Regions from separate parts of the Homo sapiens genome. Here region 2 is linked to region 1. A link is an interaction called in ENCODE POLR2A ChIA-PET data of the cell type or tissue named here. Cell type or tissue: K562. All regions are shown on one strand. Each heading gives the region's core, and the rest is flanking DNA. Links, peaks and the distances in the headings are about the cores only.

Region 1 (5,387 bases), core at 177-5,176:
CCCGCCTCAGCCTCCCAAAGTGCCTGGGATTACAGGCGTGAGCCACCGCGCCCGGCATAGTTAACTCTTTCATACTTTGCATTTTTTCACACCCTCTTCTTCCTGTTTGCTCATTTCGGTCACATGCTCTGTGTCGGCTGTGCAAAATACTGTTTCCACCATCTTTGTGCATTTTGTTTTTGTTGTACATCCCAGAAGCCCCAATTCCTTACTACACATTCTTCCATCAAGCTACTTTCAGCTCTTTTTTTTTAAAGGTAAGATTCTATACTTACTGTAGTATTTTTCTATTAAGAGTTTACTGTGTTGCTTATTATTATGCTAGTATTTCTTACAGGGTTCTGCTTTTAAAGAATTCTCATTATAAAACTGTATAGGCTTTGAGTGGCCTGCTTCAACACTTTTCCCCCATAAGCCCTGTTATTTTTAGTGTGCAAGTTTGCAGAAGATAAGTCTTTTATAGAAAGCTGTTTAGTAGCAGAAATGCCTGTTATCAGTAGTTTCATCATCACTTTTTGAGTCTTTTAACACATTTCAAGAGGCCATCATCTTCAAGTCCATCTAAATTTTCAAGAGAGTACAAATTTGTATGTGATGATATTGCTGGAAATTTTGTTCTGAGCCAAGTACTCATATATCGCTCATTATCTACAAAACAACCACTTACTGTTTCTCCTTTCAGCGATCTCTGTGAATGGCTTATTTATAATATCTTGCAATTGTGAAGCCATCTTCTAGGAATAATTAGTAAATCTGTGTGAATTTCTTTACCTCCTTTTTATCAATTCCATCCTACAAAGCATGCAAAGTTGTTCAAACTCATATAATTGAGCAAATTCAAACCAGGATGCTACTGCTTGATAAGCAGTGGGTGATGGCCAGATTCTTTGTCTCTGGAAAGTCTTCGCCAGGTGCAAAAGAGGATCGACTGCTAAAGGAGCTTCTCAAAGCTCATGAGGATGATGCTAGTGCAGTGCTTTTAAACCTTAATGTGCATACAGATTACCCAAGGATCTTGTTGAAATGTAGACTTTGGTTTTAGTAAGTTTGGGAGGGGCTTGCAATTCTGTCTTTCTAACCAGTGCTCAGGTGATGCTGATGCTCCAGGTTTATGGAGCCCTCTTTGATAAGGAAGATTATAGATTTTTACTAAGAGTTGAGATCAGCATTCAATAGAATATTCTGAAATACTGGAAGGGCTTTATGTCTGTACTGCCCAATACAGTGGCCACAGGCCATGTGTGGATACTGAGCACTTGAATTATGGCTAGTGAGACCAGGAGCTGAATTTTAAATTAAATTTAAATTAATTTGAGTGTAAATGAAAATAGCTACATACAGTTAGTGGCTATCACCCTGAACAGTGAATATCCTTTAAAATAAAAAATATATATATACATGTATATAAGATGGGTGCCGTGGCTCATGCCTGTAACCCCAGCACTTTCAGAGACTGAGGTGGGCAGATGCTTGAACCCGAGATTTCAAGACCAGCCTGGCAACATGGTGAAACCCCATCTCTACAAAATACAGAAATAAAAAAGTAGCCAGGGATGGGGGCCTGCCCCTGCAGTCCCAGCAATCTGGGAGGCTGAGGTGGGAGGATCACCTGAGCCCAGAGAGGTTGAGGCTGTAGGTCGTGCCACTGCTCTCCAGCCTGGGTGACAGAGTAAGACCCTATCTCAAAAAATAAAATAAAGTTAAATAAAATAAAATAATATGTGTGTGTGTCTGTGTGTGTGTGTGTATGTATGTGTGTGTGTGTGTGTGTATATATATATGTGTGTGTATATATATATATATATATATATATATATATATATATATATATAAAATTATGTTCAGGGGCAAAGGGAACTTTATTTCCACCCTCTGAAGGTTTGATAATTTTAGTCTCTGGAATAAATTGGACAGTAGACAGATCAACAGGAGAAAAGGCGTACAGATTGATTATGTGCATATGCATGGGAGTCCCACAAACTATGAGACTCAAAGAAGGACCAGATGGCTGAAGCTTAAATAGCATTTTGGGCTACAGAAAGAAATAGTAGTTTGGGGTTTCCAGGGGCGGGGAGGTGGCATCAAATTATGGAAGGTTAAGGTTGAAAATGTCTGGCAGAGGTTTTCTTGTAATGCAGATAGTCTTCCAGGTAGCAGTCTTCGAAAGAATACTTTAGGCCTGTGTTTAGGCTCCTTTCCTGTGAGTTAATCTTCCCTGTTCAATGAGATTATAGGGAGGGACTCACAATTGTATTCCTTCTAGAGCAACTTCAGAGAAAGCCATACTCTGGCGCTTCGGGAGGGAAGGAGGGGAGACAGACCTTGATTTTCCTTTAGTGAAAAGCACTCAGCATGCCGAAGCACCATACTTTGGGGCATCAGTTTCTGAGCCCCAACACTTGTGTATGTAAGTACCTGTACAAACATATAATATAGTTTTTGAGGTCTTTATATTTTCATAAATGCAATGCTATTGAACACATTCTAAACTTTGCTATATTATGTATTGGTAAATGTTCAGGTTATTGTCCACTTTTTTTCAACTACAAACTATACAGAAAAAAATCTTTGTGCATGCCACCTCAAATACATATTTGTGTATTTCCATAGGATAGATACTGAGAAATGGAATCACTGGGTCACTGAGAATAGTTACTATTTTGAGTTACTGCCAAGTTGCTTTTCAGAGAAGCTGAAGTAATTTATTCCAGTTTTAGTAGGAAAGTACCATTTCTCCACATTCTTGATTAGTATTACCAACATTTTTTAATGCTTTGCCAGTTATATGGTGAGAAGTTACATCTTACTTTAATTTACATGTCTGTACATGACTAGGGAGAATAAAATTTATTTCTTTGTTTACTGATCATTTATATTTTCTCTTCTGTGACTTGACAGTTCACCTTGTCTGTTCATTTTTCTGCTGAGTTGTCTTATTCTTATATATATCCAAATTAAAATTTTTTGTTATATGTTATATTTATTTCTAGTTTGCACTTTTTTTAATACTTATATTTTAAGTTTGCTTATGCCTTTAGGTTTTTACAGAAGGTTTAAATTTAGACATGGTTATGCAAATCTCTTCCCTTGCAACTTTCCTTAATTCAGGCTTTTCTGCCCCAGAGTCATAAACACAGTCTCCTATGTTTTTATATAATACTTTTATAATCTTACTGAGATATATAATCCATATGCAATTGATTTTTATTAAGTGTGAGTTAGAGACCAACCTTTTTTTCTCTAAATGCATGGCCAATTCTCCCAATACTATTTCTTGAGTAGTCCAGCCTTTCACCACTGATAAATTTCAACCTTTATTAGATATTAAATTCCTATGTATGTGGAAACCTTTTTCTGAAGTCTTCATTGTGTTTCATTAATTTTGTCTGTTTATTCATGCATCAATATGACATTTTAAACAATATTAAACACATGCTTTGATATCTGCCAGGGCAAGTTTCTCCCATTTTTTCCTCCTAAAATTGTCTAAGCTATGCATACACGCATACACTTCTAGCCTTACTTATGAATTCTTGAATTAGCTAGCCAAATTGTATGCTAAAGACTGTTGGGTTATTTTGGGGATTACATTTTACATATCAACTTGCAGAGAGCTGGCTTTTTTTTTTTTTTTTTTTGGACAGTCTCTCTCTTTTGCTTAGGCTGGAGTACAGTGGCATGATCTCTGCTCACTGCAACTTCCACCACCCAGGTTCAAGTGATCCTCCCACCTCAAGCTCTCCAGTAGCTGGGACTACAAGCATGCACCACCACACCCAGCTAATTTTTTTTTTTTTTTTGAGATGGAGTTTCACTCTTGTTGCCCAGGCTGGAGTGCAATGGCATGATCTTGGCTCACTGCAACCTCTGCCACCCAGTTTCAAATGATTCTCTTGCCTCAGCCTCCTGAGTAGCTGGGATTACAGGTGTGTGCCACCATGCCGAGCTAATTTTGTATTTTTATTAGAGATGGGGTTTCACCATGTTGGCCAGGCTGGTCTTGAATTCCTGACCTCAAAGTGATCCACCTGCCTCGGCCTCCCAAAATGCTGGGATCACAGGCGTGAGCCACCACACCCGGCCTAATTTTTGTATTTTTTGTAGAGAAAGGGTCTCACCATGTTACCCAAGCTGGTCTCAAACTCCTGGGCGCAAGTGATCCTTCTGCCTTGGCCTCCCAAAGTGCTGGGATTATAGGCATGAGCCCCTGCACCCAGCTTGGCATGTTAAAATACTGAAATTTATCGTCTATAACCAATAATGTTCTTAATTTTGGATTTCTTCTACATCTCATAAAGTTTACATTTTTCCTTGTAAAGATCTTCTATATTTATTATTTAGGTTCTGTTGTGAATTCTTTTCCATTACATTTTCCATCTATTGCTATTTGTATTAGTCTGTTTTCACACTGCCATGGAGAAATACCTGAGACTGGGTATTTTATAAAAGAAAGAGGTTTAATTGACTCACGGTCTCACATTGTTGGGGAGGCCTTGGGAAACTTACAATCATGGCAGAAAGCAAAGGAGAAGCAGGCACCTTCTTTACAGGATGACAGGACAGAGTGAGTGCTGAGCAAAGGGCACTCTTAAGCCCCTTACCATCAGATCTCATGAGAACTCACTATCATAAGAACAGCATGAGGATAACCACCCCCATGATTCAATTACCTCCTATGACAACTACCTGGGTCCCTCCTATGACACACGGGGATTATGGGAACTACAATTCGAGATGCGATTTGGGTGGGGACACAGCCAAACCATATCACTGGTGTATCACAAAACTACTAATTTATGAATGTCCATCTGCTATCTAAGCCACCTTGTTGAACTTTGTTGTTATTTGTAAGTTTTCATCATATTAGTTTCATAATCTATCATGTGGTAGATTAATCATACCCTGGAGCCTCCCCCTCTTATCTCAAATCCCTAGGAATGACAGAAAAGTTATAAGAAAAATAAAATACATCCTTGCCTCCTAGAACACACAAAAAAGAAAAAAAAAGAAAAAGAAAATACATAGTGGCATCCTGTATATACTATTAATCATTTTATATTTTCTCTTCCTCCTGGTGGAATTTTCAATATCAGTACACAGAGAGGAGCCCCCTTCTGTGGTGGTAAGGGTACCACCATATGGATGTCTGATAACTTAACCAGTCCCTGTTGAAAGACCTTCCTCCCCAGTCTTTTACTGTCACAATGAAAATCCTTGTATAAAAGTCTTGCAATTGCCTGATGGGTTCTTCCTGCCTGCTGCACAGACAAATGCAATTCACTGAGACTGTGGTACTGCAGTAAAGAAAGTTTAATGCAAGGCCAATGATATGGTTTGCCTGTGTCTCCACCCAAATCTCATCTTGAATTGTAGTTCCCATAATCCCC
Region 2 (5,387 bases), core at 235-5,234, 190 kb after region 1:
ATGTTGCAGCATTGCACAACACACAGAGCACATGTAGACTGCAGACTCCATAAAGGCCTGAGAGTGACAGGACAGCCTCGGTGTGCACGCACCCCCTGGAGCCATGGCACTTTTGTTTTTGTCCTGGCCTGGCACAATCACAGTTGCATCTAGGGTCACCTTTCTAGTTTTTTCAGAATTCAACCCTGTGCCCTGGGTCTTGGCGGGTGCCAGGGAAATTATTCTGTTTGCTTTGGTCTCTCCTCTCCTCCAGCATGGGGCCGTCTCCATTTCTCTCAGCCACACTCTTTGTCTTCAGCAGCCCTTGCCAATGCTGCCCAACTGCCACCAGAGGTGCCCACAAACACCACCTCACCCCTCAGTGTCCGCTGGGGCTGGGAAACCTCATGCGTCATTTATAGCCCACTCCCCAGGGAGACAAATTGCTGGTAAACCTCAAGGCAGAGTTAAGCAATGAAGGTAGGGAACATAGGATTGCTTTTGGGAGGACAACGCTAAATGGCACAGGAGGGAAAAGAGAAACCAAAAGCCTGGGGGGAGGGCGTGAGAACAAGAGAGTGAGAATGTGCCCGCTAGTTCTCAGAGGCTGGGAGCCAGATAATGAGAGTGCCATCCAGGCAGAGGAGGGATGGGGTAGGGGCAGGGCAGAGAAAAGTCTAGGCAGCGATGGCAGGGGCACGAAATGCTACATGTTTACATGGCAGACCCCCCTCTGTCTCCTCAGAGAGAGCATCAGTAAAACACCTATTGCTCAATCATGGAAGTGAGCAATAGAATAAAGAGGCATTGAGTCCAACATCCAGACTGACCAAGTGACCTGAGAGCACACACATGGTCTAGCCATATCTCAGTCACATCGCCAAGGGGGCTGGGGACCTGGTTTCTTCCCCTGCTAGCTTTTTCCATCTCTCTTCTCCTCTCTGTCCCATTTCCCTTTTTTGTCATTTCCATCCTGATTGGGTCCCAAATGGACCGCTCTGCTCTTTCAGTCCCCAAGTCGCAGCCTTCTCTGAATAGATCTCATCTCTCTGTTAGAGTCTCAACACATTAAGTACCTCAAGAGGCACGGCGACGCTCAAATAGATGAGGATTTTGAATGCCTTGGATTCAGAGTACTGAATGAATGCTTTAAGACAGTGGCCACAAATGGTTTGTATAAAGGACTGAATAGTATTATTTATTTATTTATTTTTTTGAGGTAGAGTCTTGCTCTGTCACCCAGGCTGGAGTGCAGTGGCGAGATCTCGGCTCACTGCAAGCTCCACCTCCCGAGTTCACTCCATTCTTCTGCCTCAGCCTCCCCAGTAGGTGGGACTACAGGCGCCCACCACCACACCTAGCTAATGTTTTTGTATTTTTAGTAGAGACGGGGTTTCACCGTGTTAGCCAGGATGGTCTCGATCTCCTGACCTTGTGATCTGCCCATCTCGGCCTCCCAAAGTGTGGGGATTACAGGCGTGAGCCACTGCACCCGGCCTGAATAGTACTTATTTTAGCCTTTGTGGGCCAACAGGCAAAATCGAGACTATTATGTAGGCACTTATAAGAAGACAACAAATCTTCACCAATTTTTATTGATAACATTCAGAATTTTATACACACTGGCATTTGAATTCCATTTCATTTTTACATGCCATAAAATATCCTTCTGATTTTTTTTCAACTATTTAAAAATGTAAAAGCAATTCTTAGCTTGCAAAATATATAAAAACAGATGGCGGGCTGGCTTTGGCCCAGGGGCTATAGTTGCTGACACCTGCTCTGAGAAGATTGAAAACTGCCACCATAAAGGAAACTGCACTAAAACACTGTGTTCTGCCCATTGTCTCTGCAGACTTGATCATGATGATCTGGATTAAAATGCTGGTCATCAAAACCTCGGTTCCACAATCAATGCCTGTGATTCATGATGGGTAGTCAACATGATAGAGTTATAGAATTTTCTGCTTTTCTTCCAGGTAATTAGGCTGCAGGCCCAGGTGCCTTCGTAACGTTGGCATGTTCCTTAAGCACATGCTCTTTATCAGAAGTTTGCACCAGGGACCATGTGGCGATCTTACCTTTTTATGGCAATGTGTGGTTCCAAAGCACTTTAACATACAATATCTCACTTTAGCCTCATAACAACCTGAGAGGTAGAAAGAGTCATTGTTATCCTCATTTCATGATTGAAAAAACAAACAAACAAACAAACAAAAAGAACTAAACAAAACCAAGACTTCAAAAACTTGTGGAGCAACCTAAGATGAGACATCTGGGAATGGGTAGAGACGGGACCACGCATGCTGCTAGGAACTGTGGATACAGCCAGAAAGAAGGCAGATCCAGAGCTTCGGTTGAGAGGGTAGACAGCCAACGAAGAAAACAAAATAATCCTATTAACATTAAAAGAAGTGGCACACATATCAAGATGAAAAAGAAACGCGTCCTTCTTTGAATATTTCCAGAAATATTTAGCCTTGTTTATCGTAACCTAAAAGCATATCTTAAGGTAGAAGACTCTAAAAGCTGAATAAATCCAAAAGATAAAAAGAATAGACTTCAAGGTAACAATTAGACTTCCAAAACCAGTCCCAGGATGCTTCTAAGGGCCAGTACCTCATATGAGTGTTTTATTATTATCATATATGTCAAGGTCTTAAAACAGGCGGCAAAGGAAAACTTCAACAAAGCTTGAGATTGTGACCCTTTTGCACAGATCCAAAGGAGATCACGGAGGCCTAAGGCTTTAATGAGCCGCGGCAGGTTAGTGGCAAAGGTGATCCCGCTGCCCACTGGGTAGAGGTCAGGGAAGCGGGGACAGCCTGCTGCTGCTGTCTGCTTCTATCACAGCCACGCAGTGACATCACACAGGCCCAGCGTTCTTTGAACACTACCCCCAGGAAGTGTCATTCAGTGACAGAACTGATGCCCTTGGAGGGTAGTGGGTAACAGCAAGGCCTCTGGAATTGAGCTAACCTGGGTTCAAGTCCCCCGTCCTCCCCTTCTGGGTGTGTGACCTTGGGGAGCCTCCTTTTGGATGGCCCATGGTTTATAAAGGAGGATAATACAGTAGCTATGCCACTGGCTTGTGGGGAGCACTAAATACAATAATGCATGTAAAATGTCCACCGCATAGCAGGTGCATGATACATGTGTGCTATTGTTATCAGGGTTATTTATGAGGCCCAGTAGCAAACGTGAGTGGGTTATGACCGCAGAGAGTCAGTTCGGTAGCAGAAGAAAAGACCTGGGTTGCACGTCAAATTCTGACCCTTGGGAGAGTTTGGTGATCTGAGGAAAGTGACTCACAGAGGCTGAGTTGCCTCATCTCAGCCCTGGAGTTCATTGGGGGGATTAAGAAAGACCGGGTGTGAGCTTGCTTTACAGATTAGATTATCATATAGTGCCACAAAAATGTTCACAGCAACACCTCTAAATGTACGTATTTATATATACTACATCTCATCCTGGAAAAGATTCCAGACATTTGTCAAGCCTCAGGCAAAGCTCAAAACTCACATAAAAAAGCCACACAAAATAATGAACCATAAAAAAATGATTTAAAAATGAGCATCCAGGAATAGGTGAAAGTAGGAACAAAAGATCCAGGAGAAATAAACATTTAAAATTACAGGTCAGAAGACTTTGGCTACTTTACTGTTCAAATTGGATATCAGATTTATCTGTAAGTTTCCTGAGAGTCAAAAGAATAACGGGGAGATGTGGTTTTTCATTCTTATTGAAAATAAATGCATACATATCTATCTTCCCCACCTCACCTCCCTTTCTCCCCTCCCTTTCTCCCCTCCACCCCTATCTTTATCTTCTCCCCTTTCCTTTGTTCCAGAGAAGCAGTAATTTGTAATCAATTACTAAAACTTTGCCAAGGTAAGTACTATTTGTAGATGAGGAAACCAAGGCTCAGAGAGGTTACTTAGCCTGCTTGAGATCACACAGCAGTAGGAGGCAAGTCCAGGATTCAGAGCCAAGTCTGAAGGCACCAAAGCCCTCACTTCTCTCCCACCACACTGAGTAAAATTGCTCAGCCAGGGCCTTCCTGAACTGTGCCAGCCAGGGAGGCTGTTCACCAGAGAGTTAGCCAGGGACTGTCTTAGTGCCCCCAAATTCTGCCCAGAGTGTGAATCAGCAGAACATCACTTTTCAAGGCAAAAGAAGCAGAATAAAACCTTCCCATTATCTCAGTGTTGCCCAAGCAGAACAATCCTTAATGGAGGGCACGGACTGGGGACACCGAGGGAAGAAAGGGATGGTTCGCCGTTCCTGGGCTTGTAAAGGAACTTAGCAGAAGGCACGTGCAGAGGTGCCTCCTGGCCAACAATTGCCAAAGGCTGCAGGTGAAGTAATCTGGACCAAAAGCAAACAGAATATCAGGGAAAGGTGCTCTGAAACCAGAAAGAAAATTCCAACTCAGACATGGTGGAGCCGGAATGGTGTGGAAAGAACACACACTTCAGCGAGAGTGAAACAAAGCAAGAGGAAGAAGAAAATACAGCCCCAACCAGCCTTTCATTCAGGTCTGGTAACTGATACCACAACTCTGTTGTGCAGAATTACAAGTCATCATAACTGAGGTTCCAGTTTACTATATCGTATAAAGTATACAGTCCCCACTGGTCTTTTTAATAGATCCATAAAGTCCTGAGTTAAGGAGCTCCTCCAGGCACCATCGTATTGATATCTAGACTGGAAGAATCTACCCATTATTGCAAACCGGAGTAAGTGACACCTATGATTTTAACAAGGCTTATATCTCTCTGGGTGGCTATAGATTATGTTAACATGGATTCCAAAGTTCATTTCACAGTAGGGTCATAAAGGAGGCACTGAATGACCGAGAAGGCAATGTCTTCAAGCAATATTCCTATAATAAACATAGCATTTAGTATCATAAGGCTTTTCTTCCAGTGTCTCTTGATTAATGCCAGGGCCTTAGCACCTACAATACAGCTCAGAGAAGGGAATTCTGCAGAGGGCTTGGTTCAGTTCTGTGCTGAACTGTGTTGATGTCAAATTGGATCAAGGGATAGACTATATGGCATTGGCATCGGGTCATTTTTTTTTTTTAAATAGAGGCAGGATTTCACTATGTTTCCTAGGCTGGTCTTAAACTCCTAGGCCCCCAAAGTGCTGGGATTACAGGCATAAGCCACCACACTCAACCTATCTTATGTATTTTAAATAATTGTTCATTGACATCATTTTTCCTAACCTGTGGTTTTGATAAGAATTGGCCAGTTGATAGTTTGGCTCTATTTTCAGACACTGTTTTATATTTTAGAGAGACAGTGTGTCCGTTGAGGATGGAACTATATCCTTTGGAAATAAAAAGAAAACATGGAAATTTGATACTTTTTAATGAAATGTGAGTAGGCAAAGTATGGCAT

Evidence for each region. ChIA-PET counts read pairs that join two places held together with the same protein. Peaks named below come from ENCODE experiments on the same cell type or tissue, not always from the same donor. Only the 100,000 strongest peaks of a DNase experiment are listed, where the experiment ranks them.
Region 2: POLR2A ChIA-PET joins it to region 1 with 6 read pairs; 4 of 35 experiments call an interaction of 5 or more read pairs at or near these places.

What each region holds. Positions count from the first base shown.
Region 1 is chr5:31,566,811-31,572,197 of GRCh38, reverse strand. No RefSeq gene overlaps it. Among named protein-coding and RNA genes, the nearest start is that of C5orf22, 37 kb to the right of the region's middle. In K562, for the core only: no CTCF peak of the experiment used is centred there; no DNase peak of the experiment used is centred there; H3K27me3 peaks cover 38 bases.
Region 2 is chr5:31,376,879-31,382,265 of GRCh38, reverse strand. No RefSeq gene overlaps it. Among named protein-coding and RNA genes, the nearest start is that of DROSHA, 150 kb to the left of the region's middle. In K562, for the core only: no CTCF peak of the experiment used is centred there; a DNase peak (open chromatin) is centred at 3,325; H3K27me3 peaks cover 1,954 bases.